Regions from separate parts of the Homo sapiens genome. Here region 2 is linked to region 1. Evidence: chromatin loops called from intact Hi-C (ENCODE). Cell type or tissue: GM12878. All regions are shown on one strand. Each heading gives the region's core, and the rest is flanking DNA. Links, peaks and the distances in the headings are about the cores only. Region 1 overlaps LINC01399 (long intergenic non-protein coding RNA 1399). Region 2 has its middle 26 kb from the start of LINC02885.

The links. A loop is a pair of places that touch in the nucleus more often than their neighbours do. Peaks named below come from ENCODE experiments on the same cell type or tissue, not always from the same donor. Only the 100,000 strongest peaks of a DNase experiment are listed, where the experiment ranks them.
Region 2: it touches region 1 in a loop (6-fold over the local background); 3 of 110 quality-filtered maps call a loop at or near these places.

The regions. Positions count from the first base shown.
Region 1 is chr22:35,136,868-35,144,218 of GRCh38, forward strand. All of the region lies in intron 4 of LINC01399 (long intergenic non-protein coding RNA 1399), which reads right to left. Among named protein-coding and RNA genes, the nearest start is that of ISX, 74 kb to the left of the region's middle. In GM12878, for the core only: a CTCF peak has its summit at 4,236; no DNase peak of the experiment used is centred there; H3K27ac peaks cover 1,109 bases.
Region 2 is chr22:35,019,874-35,027,224 of GRCh38, forward strand. No RefSeq gene overlaps it. Among named protein-coding and RNA genes, the nearest start is that of LINC02885, 26 kb to the left of the region's middle. RefSeq lists an enhancer at 4,033-4,623. In GM12878, for the core only: a CTCF peak has its summit at 4,359 (motif pointing left); a DNase peak (open chromatin) is centred at 4,337.

The DNA of each region.
Region 1 (7,351 bases), core at 1,320-6,319:
TGGAAATTCGGCCCTGAGAGTCCATCTGCTGGTGGGAGCCTCCCCTTACCACCTGCCCTCACCTCTCAATGGTATTGCCCTAGCATTCCATTTCCATCTTAGAATGCTCACCAGGGTAAGACGTGAAGCCTCCCTACAGCAAGAAAGTCGAGACCAGGAAGAAGTCTGGTGAAGGTGTCACACAATAATTGTGGGATTGGATTTTCATTTTTGCATGTGAACCCAAGCACTTTCAACAGGTAACGCCCTCTCTCTAGTGGTTTCTGCATCTTCTCTCCCCTCTCACCACTTGAGAAACAAAGAAACTAAAAGGTGTGCATGGATCGTGAATGTTCAAGCTGGAAGGCCTCAGAGAGGTCATCTGGTTCCATCTATCCACCAAGGACGCTTTAAAGCATCATCAGGCATTATCCAATTATCACACTCTCTTGAACTCACCCGCTGACTGTTTCCCACTGTGCTGAGCACAAGTTGCTAACAGCTTTCTCAGTGGGCATAATTACCCAATTTTAGGGCTGGAGCGGCACTGAAAGGTGCCAATGGGGATTCACTTAGCGGTACTGTCCCCAGCTACACTCTCCCGCTGTGTTCCAGGTTACTCATTCTTGATCAAGTCTTGCCTTCAAGACTTTACCACCACAGTACTTTTTGCCTCTTAGAATTTAAAGAATAGGAATAACTTCTAGAAAAATCTGAAACAGTGCTTTGTATACACTGGGCCCTGCTCCCAAGCCTTCAGTGGCTCTCTATTGCCCACAGAATTAATCCCAGTTCATTTAACTGGCCCTTTGTTCTATATTATGGAAAAACAGAAACAAATGGCACTTGGTTTATCCTCTTAAGGAGTCCAAGTTCTACTGAGAGTGATGGGTACAAGTAAGTCAGGAATGAATAAGACAGCAACCACAATAATTGCTGCCAGTGGACATGGAGGATGGAGGAACGGCATGTGTGTGGGGACTTGTGGGCCTTTGACGGTGGAAAGTATTTATTCATTTTACAGGCAGAGCATGAGACCAGAGAGGAAAAATGAGTTATCTCAGGTTGCACAGTGAGACAGAGGCAGAGCCAGAACTAGAACCCAGGACTCCTGGGTTCTCTTTGTTCTGTTTCAGTGTTTCTTTTATATGGTTCTTAATTGTTGAGTTCCCTCCTTTCTAGAGCACAGCTACAGCCTGGCACTGTGAAAAGAGTGCCAGGATACTGGGTGAGGGGTCTGGAGTCTCAAGTGTGAGTCCTGGCTGGCTCTCTGCCATGTGACACTTTGGGGAGATACTTAAGCTCTCTGAATCTTCTTTTTCTGATCTGTTGTTCATCTACCAGAATTCAGCTCCATTAGGGCAAGGAAAACATCTCATTCTTCTTCCCCAGGATAGGTCTGGGGGACTTTGAGAAAGACAATAACAGATCACAAACAGGGATATTCAGCAGTCTGGGGCTTGGGAGACAAAACTGTGGGGAAAATAAAGGTTTGGAAGGGGCCAGCATATTGAAGACTTGGCAATGGATGAATGGAAGACAGGGAGAGGAGAATGTGAGGGGGGAAGAAGGGTCTCTCGCACTGTTGACTCCCCCTCCAACACTGAGTAAATATTGAGAAAACACCTATTAAAAGGTGAAGGTTGGCCAAGGGTATAAGCTCACTGCTCAGGCCTCTCCCAACTACAGAACCAGAGAGATGCTGGGACCTTTGCTCTCAGCACCTGAGAAGGAAAAGCTTGGCGGATTCCACTCAGTCTCTGCCTTTGCTGACAGCATCACCATGGACAAGCCACCACAATGCTACAAGCCTCAGTTTGCTCACCTGTGAAATGGGGGTGGTACTGACTCAGAGGCTATGGGAAGGGTTCCATGTATAGACAATCTGGGACAGAAAGGCGTGGCTGGCATTGCTCCAGGCACATTGCAGTTATCAACGCATTCTAGTCCAGGCCCCCGAATCACATCTGATGAGCTGTGGTGATCACCAATGCCGGAGTTGCCTGCAATGACTGCACTGCCACAGCAATTGGCCCTTGTAAGGCCATTTGTCTCATTTTCTTCCCATCTCCCAACAGGTGGCGAAGTTGAATGCACCACATTCAGAATGCACAGAAAACCCAGAATGGGACTGCTTAGGAGTCAGGCTGTGCTGGCTAATTAAAACAGGAGCATTTGTAGACAGGAATGTGGCTCTCTTGAAAGTCCAGGAATTCTGGGTAATCAACACTCAACCATCAACAAACACTCTCTATTCCAGGCACTGGGAGCACCCAAAAAAAATAAATAAATAAGTCAAAATTTTGCCTCCAGAGGCCCCATGAGGCCTTCATCTACTGGGGAAGAAGACAGGCAAGTAAATTGGAACATCACAGCCCACAGCAATATGTGTCAGAAGACCAGGAATGCCAGGATCCACGAGAGTGCAGGGGAAGCATGCTAAGATGTAGAGGAGGTGACACCTGGGCTGAGTGTTGAAGGTTGAATAGGAGTGTGCCACCCAGGGAAATTGCATTCCAAGCAGAGGAGATGGCCCACATCAGGTCTGAGAGAGGGAGGCTAGGAGAGAGAAAATAAGTCCCCCTCAGTCCTGCCATGAGGAGGGCCAAGGGGGCTCACCATCAATGATGTCAAGCAACAACCAGGCCACCAAGCCAACTCAGGCCCCTTCCTGGAAGAGCAGCCCAATGGCCAACTGGATCATCCAGTTGGCTCCAGATATTTTATACTAGACCTCGGGCACCTCCCAGCCCAACTCCCTCACACCCCAATCTGCCAAACACCTGCCCTTCCTTCAAGGCAAGTCCAAGGGACACCTCCTCTGCAAAGTTTTTCCTGATTCTGCCAGAAAACCTCTGTTATGGAACCCGGGTGTATTAGCGTCAACTGTCTGCTTCTGCACTCAGCTGTGAGCTCCTTGAGGGCAGGGGCTGTGCTTCATTATAATAGCACAGTGTGTAGAACCCAGAAGGTACATAATTAATATTAATAACAGCCATGACGACTGTAATGACTAACAGTCATTGAACACTAGTGCCAGACATCAGGCTTAGGGATAGGCTCTAAGTATCATCATCATCCTCATTAGCTCATTGAATCCTCGCAAAAGCCCTATGAGATAGCGCTATTGCTATCCCCATTCTACAGATGAAAAAACTGAGGCTCAGAGAGAGGACGTGGCTTGCCCAAGGTCAGACAGCTAGTACATTTCCAGGCCAGAATTCAAACTGACCCCAAAGGCTGGGTCTTATCCACTGAGTATCATGCTTTGTTATGTGATAAATTTGATTGAACTGAATTGATGCCATAATAAAAGGGGGGAACCAGCCAAGCACAGTGACTCACACCTATAATCCCAGTGCTTTGGGAGGCCATCGCAGAAGGATGGCTTGAGGCCAGGAGTTCGAGACCAGCCTGAGCAACATAGCGAGATCTCATCTCTACTTAAAAAAAAAAAAAAAAAAAAAAAAAGTTTTTAATTGGGGAGCAAAGTTATTCAAACGAGAAGAAAAAACTGTAGGAAATGACATTTGAACTGGGGGAGGAGCATTGCCAGGAAGGTTATTCCAAGAAGAGGAAATAACAGGAGCCCAAGGTTAGAAACCACTGCTTGAGGAATGTGTTCAGCATGTGCTTGGCAGTAGCTAACTGCTCATTATATGTGTTTTAAAATTCAAATTGAGGCTGGGCATGGTGGCTCACACCCGTAATCCCAGCACTTTGGGAGGCCAAGGTGGGCAGATCACCTAAGGTCAGGAGTTCGAAACCAGCCTGACCAACATGGTGAAATCCCATCTCTACTAAAAATACAAAAAATTAGGCGGGCGTCATGGCATGTGCCTGTAATCCCAGCTACTCAGGAAGCTGAGGCAGGAGAATCACTTGAACCCGGGAGGCAGAGGTTGCAGTGAGCCAAGATAGCACCATTGCACTCCAGCCTGGGCAATAAGAGTAAAACTCTGTCTCAAAAAAAAAAAAAAAATCAAATTCAATTGGAATTTGTGAATCATCATGGGTAATAGCGTGTAAATTGCTCGGAAGAGAGTAGCAGGAGGAAGGTCTGGAAAGACACGTGGGGCCAGCTCAGGAAAGGCTGGGAATGCCAGGCTAAGGGCTTGGCTCTGACCTGAGGCTTTTAAGAAAAGATCTTCATTGGGAAAGGAGACTTTGGGTTTCAGGGCTGGCTCACAGGGAACGGAAATTTCACTCTTAATGAGAGAGATTATGGGGAGAGAGCGCCCCCACATGGGAGAGCCGGCTGCTCCCCTGAGTAATTCAAGGCTGTGATGTCTTGGGCCACATGGCACAAGGGGGTGGATCAGCTCCATGTCTGACATTTGTGGGGCCTAGAGTGAGAGTTTAAATAGAGCCGATATGGCATCCCCAGTACTGCCCCTAGACCACTGCATGTTCCAGGGCCCCCTCGCTGTACCCTGCCTTCCTCAAACACTCTACATCCTCTGCCAGGGCCTATGACCACCCATGGCCAGCAGTGCCAACCTAGGGGTGCAATCCAGGCCCAAGCTGGGTCCCACGTGGGCTGCAGTCCCCATTTCTCCCCTGTGGGGCACTCTCTGGCCCTCTCCCTTCCCCCAGCCTCCCTCCTCTGGCCCAAGGCCAGACTCCTGCTCCAGAAAGGAGCCAGCAAGCAGATGGCTCCCACTGGCCGGTTTTTCTTGCATGAGATGACCTGTGATTGTGCCAGTAGACTGGCACCAACACTTATTCGGGGTGACAAATTGTTTATATAAACAGGGACATTAAAATATTTGCCCCAGGCCAGGTGCGGTGACTCATGCCTGTAATCTCAGCACTTTGGGAGGCCAAGGTGGGCAGATCATTTGAGTTCAGGAGTTCAAGACCAGCCTGGCCAACATGATGAAACCGCATCTCTACTAAAAATACATAAATTAGCCAGGAATAGTGGTGGGTGCCTGTAATCCCAGCTACTCTGGAGGCTGAGGCAGAAGAATTGTTTGAACCTGGGAGGCAGAGGTCGCATTGAGCCAAGATCGCCCCACTGCACTCCAGCCTGGGCAACAGAGTGAGACTCTGTCTCAAAAAAAATAAAAATAAAAATTGCCCCAGCTCCTACACACCCTATAAAAATTTGCCCTAGCTCCCACACACAAGAAGCAGCCCTGACCGTACACTTAAATATTTAAAAGTTATCACTCAAACTAAGTTCATAAAATACATTCTATCCACCTACCATGACAAATAGACCTTCATAGCAACCTAGAAGTCTGGGTCCAAATTTAGGCTACTCCAACTCCTTGGTGTTCCATGCTAGAACATGGTGGGGAGAGGGTTTGAGGCATGAGCCCCCAGCGTGCAGCTGCTCGTGTCTCTGTCCTGAATCCTGTGTTCCCCGGTCCCTACCTGCACACATGTGGACCTTCTGGCTGCACATCCAAGCTCCATATGCCCCCAACCAACTTCCCCTTGGTACTCTCTGGGCTGGGAGTGTACCCACCAACAGTGGGGTCCACCTTGTAAAGAATAAGGAAAGGAAAGAGGGCTCCAGGTACTAGAAGTTGCCTTGAGGCCCTTTGGCCAGAAAATTCCAGGGTTCTGAGTACCCAGAGCATGATCTAGAAGGGAAGAGGGCACAGCTCCAGCTGTCCATGTTCCCTGAGAGAAGGGACATAGCTGGAGGAGAGCAAATAAGACCTTTTAAAACACAGGACTCCCCTTTCCCAGGCCTAAGTCACTACCAGACAGAGCAACTGTGCCTTAAATGCAGGTCCCAAGAACCAGCCTTCTGTCATTACCTGGACCCATGCAAAAGAGGATCTCCTCCTTCTCATGCTTTCTAGAAGAGTTCCCATCTCTCAACATCCCCACCACCAAAGCAGACTCTAGGGCCTTCTACACATGGCTGATTGGGTGACAGGATGGAAGACTGCTCACTTAGCTGCAGAGGAAAGAAATGGGACCTGAACCTGTCCTCCCACATGGCTCACCAGAAAAGTCCTACATTTAGGATGGAAGTTGGGGGCTCATTTGTCAGGTATTTGCCTAGCCATTGAAATTTCTATACATTTCCCATCTGGCTATTATTTCACTACAGGGCCTACCACAGGAGGAAGACATTTAAATTAGTCAATTGCAGTACCAAAACTCCAGCCCTGACTATCCTATCTAAAACGTTTGTGCGAGACTGAACTCCTGTTAGAAAGACATGGTAGAATTTGTTAGCACTCCTCTGTATTTTATGCGGGAATCCCCCTATATTTTCCAGTCTTCCTTGTAGCTGGCTGGCCATGTGATTGATTCAGGGCAATGCAATGGAGTGGGAAGTATGTAAGTCATCTCCAAGGCAAGGTGGTAAGGTACCTGGCGTGCCTTCGCCTCATGCACACAATTGGAAGAGAAGGACTCCAAGATGGTTTAGTGATGGGTGAAAGGGGCTTGGATCCCTGAGTCACCACTTGGAGGAGGGAAGCCTAAGAGAGCTGCCCAACCCTCACCAACTTGTTACACGAGCAAGAAATTAACTTTTACTTTGTTAAACCACTGAACTTGATGATTGTTACCACAGCTAATGAGTGTTACTCTATGTAATATGGAAGCTGTCGGATTAGTCAAGGTGAGACTTGGCAATGTTAAGGCAATAGCAGGATGGGGTGGATATGAGAAATATGAGGGAGAGGTGCTCAGCAGTGAGGGAGAGGGCAAACCATGTTCCTGCATGAGTCTAATCCAAGGTGGACGATGACAAGAGCCAAACAGGAGGTCCAAACGTGGGGCTGTGGGCTGTAAGGAAGACAAGCAGATGACACAGAGAGATCACAGAGGCGATCGGTGGAAGAGAAACAAGAAAATTAAGAACATTTCTCAGTCTGATAACTCCCCAGCTACAATGCGCTGGTCGCTTCTTCCAGAGTGGTGCGCCCTGCTGGGACATGGACAAGTAGCCATTCCTGCATCCCCCAGGAAAGGGCTCCTCTTTTCCATGGACACACACAGAGTCAGCTAGCCTGGTTAAATCAAGGAGCAGATGCCCTTGGGGTCTAGCCCCAGGTCTGTCCATCCTGGATATGAGTCATGGGCCGGTCAGCCCCCTTCTCTGGGCCTCAGTTTCTCCTATGTAAAAGGAGGAGGTGGGTTTGATCTAATTACCTAATAATGGCTGACGGTGAAGGGAACTAAGCAGAAACAAAGGTGAGGGGATTTATGGCTCTTCTAACAGAATCATGACGATGAAGGCAGGGGTGAAGGGACATCCCCTCAAGAGAGGCCAACTCAGGAGCTGAAACACATCTTTGTGTCTCCGCCATCACCTTCATCTTCTCCCACTGCAGATGAGCTTTCTCTGTGTGAAGAGCATGTGGGCCCAGGATGCTCCAGGTCCCCTAACACAACTGTC
Region 2 (7,351 bases), core at 1,487-6,486, 120 kb before region 1:
TTTATTTGTAAGATACATACATACATATATATATAAATTTTACTTTAAGTTCTGGGATACACGTGCAGAACATGCAGGTTTGTTAATGTGGCGTGGTGGTTTGCTGCACCTATCAACCCATCATCTAGGTTTTAAGCCCGGCATGCATTAGGTATTTGTCCTAATGCTCTCCCTCCCCTTGCCCCCAAACCCCTGACAGACCCCGGTGTGTGATGTTCCCCTCCATGTGTCCATGTGTTCACATTGTTCAACTCCCACTTATGAGTGAGAACATGTGGTGTTTGGTTTTCTGTTCCTGTGTTAGTTTGCTGAGAATGATGGTTTCTAGCTTCAACCATGTCCCTGCAAAAGACATGATCTCATTCTTTTTCATGTCCAGCCTCCATGTCTTTAATTGCTATGATACTAATACTATATTAGACTAGTGACCAGCCATGCTCATTATAGATCCAGCAGATGAGATCAAAGTCAGCCAAAATTAGAGTTGGGGACCCAGGCCTGGGGAACCAAAGTATCCAGAGTGAGGGAAGAAGACCCAGGAAACCTGAACCAAAGGTCAGAGCAGGGCCAGTGACAGGGCCAACGGGACTGCGAGCCTGGAGGAGAGGACTCCAAATGGAGAGCTGGAATACCAAAAACGCCATTCATGTTGCCCTTTCTACATACAGGGCAGCCCAGACTCTCATTAGGAACTACCTCATTTAATCTTCACAACAGCCCTGTGTAGTGGGGACAGTATTACCCCATTTTAGTAACAAGGAAGCAGAGAGGACACAGAGAGGTTAAGTAACTTGCACAGGGTCACACAGCGAGTCACCAAGGAGTCAAGATTTGAACTGGGGTCTGGCTCTACATTTCACCACCACATTGCAGGGAAGAGTGAGGTCCCAGGCACAGAACTGCGTGAACACAGCCAGCTGGCCACAGGGCCCTGGTTGAGCACATCTGGGAACAGCAGTGCTGTGCTTCATTAGGCTCAGTCATCCAGAAAGTGTTCCTAGCCTTGGGAGATTCTGGATTATCTAGGGCTGAAGCTGTCCCTCCTGGTAAGCTTCTCCCACGAACCTTACCTCTGGCCTCGATGGTCACAGTGATTAAACCTACCCACCCACTCGCTGCATGTCCTCTTCTGCATTTTTAGTGTCCCCCTGCTTTGGCTGGGCATCCGGCCCCTCACCCTCTCCTCCTCGTCCTCTGGATAAAGGCTGCCATGCCAGCATCCCCTCAAGCCCAGCAGTCCTGGTTCCCCAGACACCACTTCCCAGCACACGGCCTCAGAAGAGACGCCCAAGCAGCTCAGTGTCTTCTAAACACACACCCTGATTTTTCACACAACTACTGCCAGTTTTCTGTTACATCAGGGAAAGTAGGCGAGGGTTTATTTTCCCAGATCCTCCAAAGAATGCCCCTGAGCACATGCAGGCTTGTTCTTTCCTGGACTCATAAAACATGGTATTTACACAGGTGTGACGCAGGGTGCCGCCCAGCTGAGCCTCTCTCCCACCCAGCCAGCGTTCAGTATCCAGAGCTTGCATCTGCCCATCTGGGCCAGGCTCGGTGCATCTGTCCCCATGGAGCTGTCCCGGTGGAAGTTCTGCCCCCACTGCTTTGTCCTAAAGCTCCCTAATTCTTCTTTTCAGAATCTTTGCCCGCATATATCCTCTGGACAGGGCTGGAACAGGACAGCAACTGTCAGAGTGTGCCCTGCAGAATGGCTGGAGTCAATGGGAATGAAGCGGGAGAGAGAGAGTGGATTCCATGGTCAAGTGAGACTGAGAAGCTCTGGGTAAGACAAAACCACATCGGTTCCTTTACTGTCCGACTTCCCAGGGCCTTGAGTGTTCCCAAGTGTATTAGAAATCTACTAGGGCCAGGCGCGGTGGCTCACGCCTGTAAATCCCAGTACTTTGGGAGGTCGAGGCAGGCGGATCACCCGAGGTCAGGAGTTCGAGACCAGCCTGGCCAAGATGATGAAACCCCATCTCTACTTAAAATGCAAAAAATTAGCCAGGTGTGGTGGCGTGCCCCTGTAATCCCAGCTACTCAGGAGGCTGAGGTGGGAGAATTGCTTGAACCCAGGAGGCGGAGGCTGCAGTAAGCTGACATCACACCACTGCACTCCAGCCTGAGTGACAGAGGGAGACCCCCATCTCAAAAAATAAAAAAAGAAAAAGAAGTCTAATAAAGGGACATTGTTTGATTCAATAAATATTTATTGAGCACCTATTATGTCCCGAGCATTGTTTTAGGCACTGGAAACACACCAGTTGATAAAATAAACCAAAAATAGAATTATTTGTTGACAGACAAGAAATACAGGAAATAAGTAATATACCGAGAATGTTAGAAGGTGATCCATGCTACAAAATTTTTTTTAAAGCAGGATAAGACAGATGAAAGGGCCACGGAGGAGGCGCAGGTTGCAGCTGTAAATAGGGTGGTTGGACTAGATCCCATTGAGAAGGTGGCGTCTGAGCAAAGGCCTGGAGGACATGGAATGAGCCAGCCAGGCAGAGAGGATGAACTAGCCAGTGTAAATGCTCTCAGAAAGGGTATGTTCGGGGCACAGAGGAGGCCAGTGTGGCTAAGTGGAGGGGGCCAGGGGACAGTGGCTGGGGATGAGCTAAGGGAACTGATGGGGCAGACTGTGTAGAGACAGTCCCTCAGCTTTGGCACTATTGACCTTTGGGCTGGATAATTCTTTGTCGTAAGGGCCTGTCTCGTACATTGCAGGACATTGGCCGGCATCCCTGGTCTCTACCCACTCAAAGCCAGTAGCACCCTCCACCCAGTTGTGACAAGCAAAAATATCTCTAGATATTGCCAAGTGTTTCCTGGGGGGCAAAATTGGCCCCAGTGAGATTCGAGGCATGGAGAAGTGAAGTCACTTACCCAAGGTCACTTTGACTCATACCAATCTCATACCATGCTAACCCATAAGGCGGGCCACTGCTCCCGAGTGCAGAGTCCTGAAGTTCTGTGTGAGGGAGCAGCCTGGGTGGAGCTGTCTTCTCTCCACCAGAGCATGCCCACACAGCAAGCATCCTCCAGCCGTGCCTGGTCCTCCTGACCATGTCTGAGCTCTTGTCCCTCCCCTACCCAGCAAACTTACACATCCTTGTTCTCATTTCTGTTCAAGGCAAGGTTCCAGGAAACGGCGGGGCCCTAGAGCATGAGGTAGGCAACCTGCTGAGACCCCCAGTTGCCGACCGAGGCTGGCCTGCTCTTGAACCTGGTTCTGCCTCTTCCCAGCTGTTTGGCCCTGCAAGACAGATGAGGATGTTAATTTAACCTGCAGCACGTGACTGTGGTGAGGCTTAAATGAGAAAACGTTCATGAACCCATCTAGCAAAGCGCCCAGCACTGAGTAGGCTCCTAGATACTGGTTTCTTTCTAACACCTTGTCACAGTTTCCTAGCCCTGCCATAACAAACGACCACAAATTGGGAGGCTTAAACCAGCTTATTTTTATTCTCTCACAGTTCTGGAGGCTAGCAGCCTGAAATTGAGGTGTTGGCAGGGCCACGCTCCCTCTGAAGGATCAGGGAAGGATCTTTCCTTGTCTCTTCCAGTTTTTGGGTTCCCTTGCTCATGGCAGCATCACACCAATCACTGCCCCATCTTCACATGGCATTTTTTTTTTTTTTTGAAACAGAGTCTTGCTCTGTCGCCCAGACTAGAGTGCAATGGTGCAATCTTGGCTCACTGCAACCTCTGCCACCTGGGTTCAAGCAATTCTCCTGCCTCAGCCTCCCAAGTAGCTGGAATTACAGGCGCCTGCCACCATGCCCAGCTAATGTTTTGTATTTTGAGTAGAGACGGGGTTTCACCATGTTGGCCAGGCTGGTCTCAAACTCCTGACCTCAGGTGATCCACCTGCCTCTGCGTCCCAAAATGTTGGGATTATAGGCGTAAGCTACTGCGCCCGGCCCTTGACACAGTATATGTGTCTCTCTGTGTCCCCTCCTCTTATAAGGACACCAGTCATTGAATTTAGGATCTACCCTTCCCCCACCAAGGGAGGCCATGGGCAGGTCTTCCTTTCTCACAGTCTGTGCCTGTGTTTCCCCTCCTGCAAGCATGACCTTCCTGGTCCCCGGGCCCCAGGTGTTCTGGGAATATCCTGGGGCTGACCTCAGGCAGGAGAAAGGAGTTTGCTTCCCTGACATTTTTTATTCTGGATTAACCCAGCGAATCTTTGGGGACTGCGAGGGCACGGACACGGTAGAATCCCAGGTGGAAGAAGGCAAAGTGGGCGGGAGGGGAGAACTTGCATGTTTTAACCTTTTTCCTGCACCCAACCCCGCCATCCGACGCCAAGCTTCCAGTCAAACCTGAGACCACAGCTCCCCCTGGCGGTCAGCGCGAGCCCGCACCGCGGCTCTCCTGTGCTCACGCAGCCCTGCGCGGCGGAGGTGGCTGGAAATGAATTTAGCGTCAGCACAGTTATTTAAATTGTTTTAATTAATCACAGATTGAGCAGTAAATGAACCACTAAGTGGAGAGAGCGCGCGGGAGCAAGCGAGAAAGAGGTGAGGGGAGGAAGGCAGAGCCTAGGTGATGGCTCGAAAAAGCACAGACAGCTTCAGAGTGGGGCAGGAGGAGGGGGTACAGGCACAGGTCGCAGAGCTGTGCCCCCCACTCCTGGTGCCACACGTTGGGGCGGGGGGCATTCCAGCCCCAGTGGGGTTAGAAGGAGCGCAGAGCCTTGGGGCTAGGGCCTGCCTTCTCCCTTGACAAAAACGTTGAAAGGGGCCGGGCGCGGTGGCTCAAGCCTGTAATCCTAGCACTTTGGGAGGCCGAGGGGGGCGGATCACGACGTCAGGAGATCGAGACCATCGTGGCTAACACGGTGAAACCCCGTCTCTACTAAAAATACAAAAAATTAGCCGGACGTGGTGGCAGGCACCTGTAGTCCCAGCTACTCGGGAGGTTGAGGCAGGAGAATGGTGTGAACCCGGGAGGCAGAGCTTGCAGTGAGCCAAGATTGCGCCACTATACTCCAGCCTGGGTGACAGAGCGAGACTCCGTCTCAAAAAAAAAAAAAAAAAAGGTTGGAAGGTTGGCTAAAGAGAAGACAAAGCAGGAAGGGGGAGTAAACTTAGTAAATTTTTTTATTATTATTATACTTTAAGTTCTGGGATGCATGTGCAGAACGTGCAGGTTTGTTACATAGGGATACATGTGCCATGGTTTGCTGCACCCATCAACCTGTCATCTACATTAGGTATTTCTCCTAATGCTGTCCCCCGCCCAGCCCCACTCCCCAACAGGTCCCCAGGTGTGATGTTCCCCTCCCTGTGTCCATGTGTTCTCACTGTTCAGCTCCCACCTATGCGTGAGAACATGCAGTGTTTGGTTTTCTGTTCCTGTGTGAGTTTGCTGAGAATGATGGTTTCCAGCTTCATCCACGTCCCTGCAAAGGACATGAACTCATCCTTTTTTATGACTGCATAGTATACCATGGTGTATATGTGCCACATTTTCTTTATCTAGTCTGTTATTGATGGGCATTTGGGTTGGTTCCAAGTCTTTGCTATCGTGAATAGTGCTGCAATAAACATATGTGTGCATGTGTCTTTATAGAATGGTTTATAATCCTTTAGGTATATACCCAGTAATGGGATTGCTGGGTCAAATGGTATTTCTGGTTCTAGATCCTTGAGGAATCGCCACACTCTTCCACAATGGTTGAACTAATTTACACTCCCACCAACAGTGTAAGAGCATTCCTATTTCTTCACATCCTCTCCAGCATCTGTTGTTTCCTGACTTTTTAATGATCACCATTCTAACTGGCATGAGATGGTGTCTCATTGTGGTTTTGTCTGCATTTCTCTAATGACCAGTGATGATGAGGTTTTTTTCATATGTTTGTTGGCTGCATAAATTTCTTCTTTTGAGAATTGTCTGTTCAAATCCTTTGCCCACTTTTTGATGAGGTTGGTTTTTTTCTTGTAAATTTAAGTTCCTTGTAGATTCTGGATATTAGCCCTTTGTCAGATGGATAGATAGCAGAAATTTTCTCCCATTCTGTAGGTTGTCTGTTCACTCTGATGATAGTTTCTTTTGCTATGCGGAAGCTCTTTAATTAGATCCCATTTGTCAATTTTGGCTTTTGTTGCAATTGCTTTTGGTGTTTTAGTCACAAAGTCTTTGCCAATGCCTATGTCCTGAATGGTATTGCCTAGGTTTTCTTCAAGGGTTTTTATGGTTTTAGGTCTTACATTGAAGTCTTTAATCCATCTTGAGTTAATTTTTTTATAAGGTGTAAGGAAGGGGTCCAGTTTCAGTTTTCTGCATATGGCTAGCCAGTTTTCCCAACACCACTTATTAAATAGGGAATCCTTTCCCCATTGTTTGTTTTTGTCAGGTTTGTCAAAGATCAGATGGTTGTAGATGTGTGGCATTATTTCTAAGGCCTCTGTTCTGTTCCATTGGTCTATATACCTGTTTTGGTACCAGTACCATGCTGTTTTGGTTACTGTAGCCTTGTAATATAGTTTGAAGTCAGGTAGCGTGATGCCTCCAGCTTTGTTCTTTTGCTTAAGGTTGTCTTGGCTATACAGGCTCTTTTTTGGTTCCATATGAAATTTAAAGTAGCTTTTTCTAATTCTGTGAAGAAAGTCATTAGTAGCTTGATGGGGATAGCATTGAATCTATAAATTACTTTGGGGCAGTAAGGCCATTTTCATGATATTGATTCTTCCTAACCATGAGCAGGGAATGTTTTTCCATTTGTTTGTGTCCTCTCTTATTTCCTTGAGCAGTGGTTTGTAGTTCTCCTTGAAGAGGTCCTTCACATCCTTGTAAGTTGTATTCTAGATATTTTATTCTCTTTGTAGCAATTGTGAATGGGAGTTCACTCATGATTTGGCTCTCTATTATTGGTGTATAGGAATGCTTGTGATTTTTGCACATTGATTTTGTATCCTGAGACTTTGCTGAAGTTGCTTATCAGCTTAAGGAGATTTGGGGCTGAGACGATGGGGTTTTCTAAATATACGATTGTGTCATCTGCAAACAGAGACAATTTAACTTCCTCTCTTCCTATTTGAACACCATTTATTTCTTTCTCTTGCCTGATTGCCCTGGCCAGAACTTCCAATACTATCTTGAATAGGAGTGGTGAGAGAGGGCATCCTTGTCTTGTGCCGGTTTTAAAAGGGAATGCTTCGACTTTTGCCCATTCAGTATGATATTGGCTGTGGGTTTGTCATAAATAGCCCTTACTATTTTGAGATACATTCCATCAATACCTAGTTTATTGAGAGTTTTTAGCATGAAGCGTTGTTGAATTTTATCGAAGGCCTTTTCAGAATCTATCGAGATAATCATGTGGTTTTTGTCA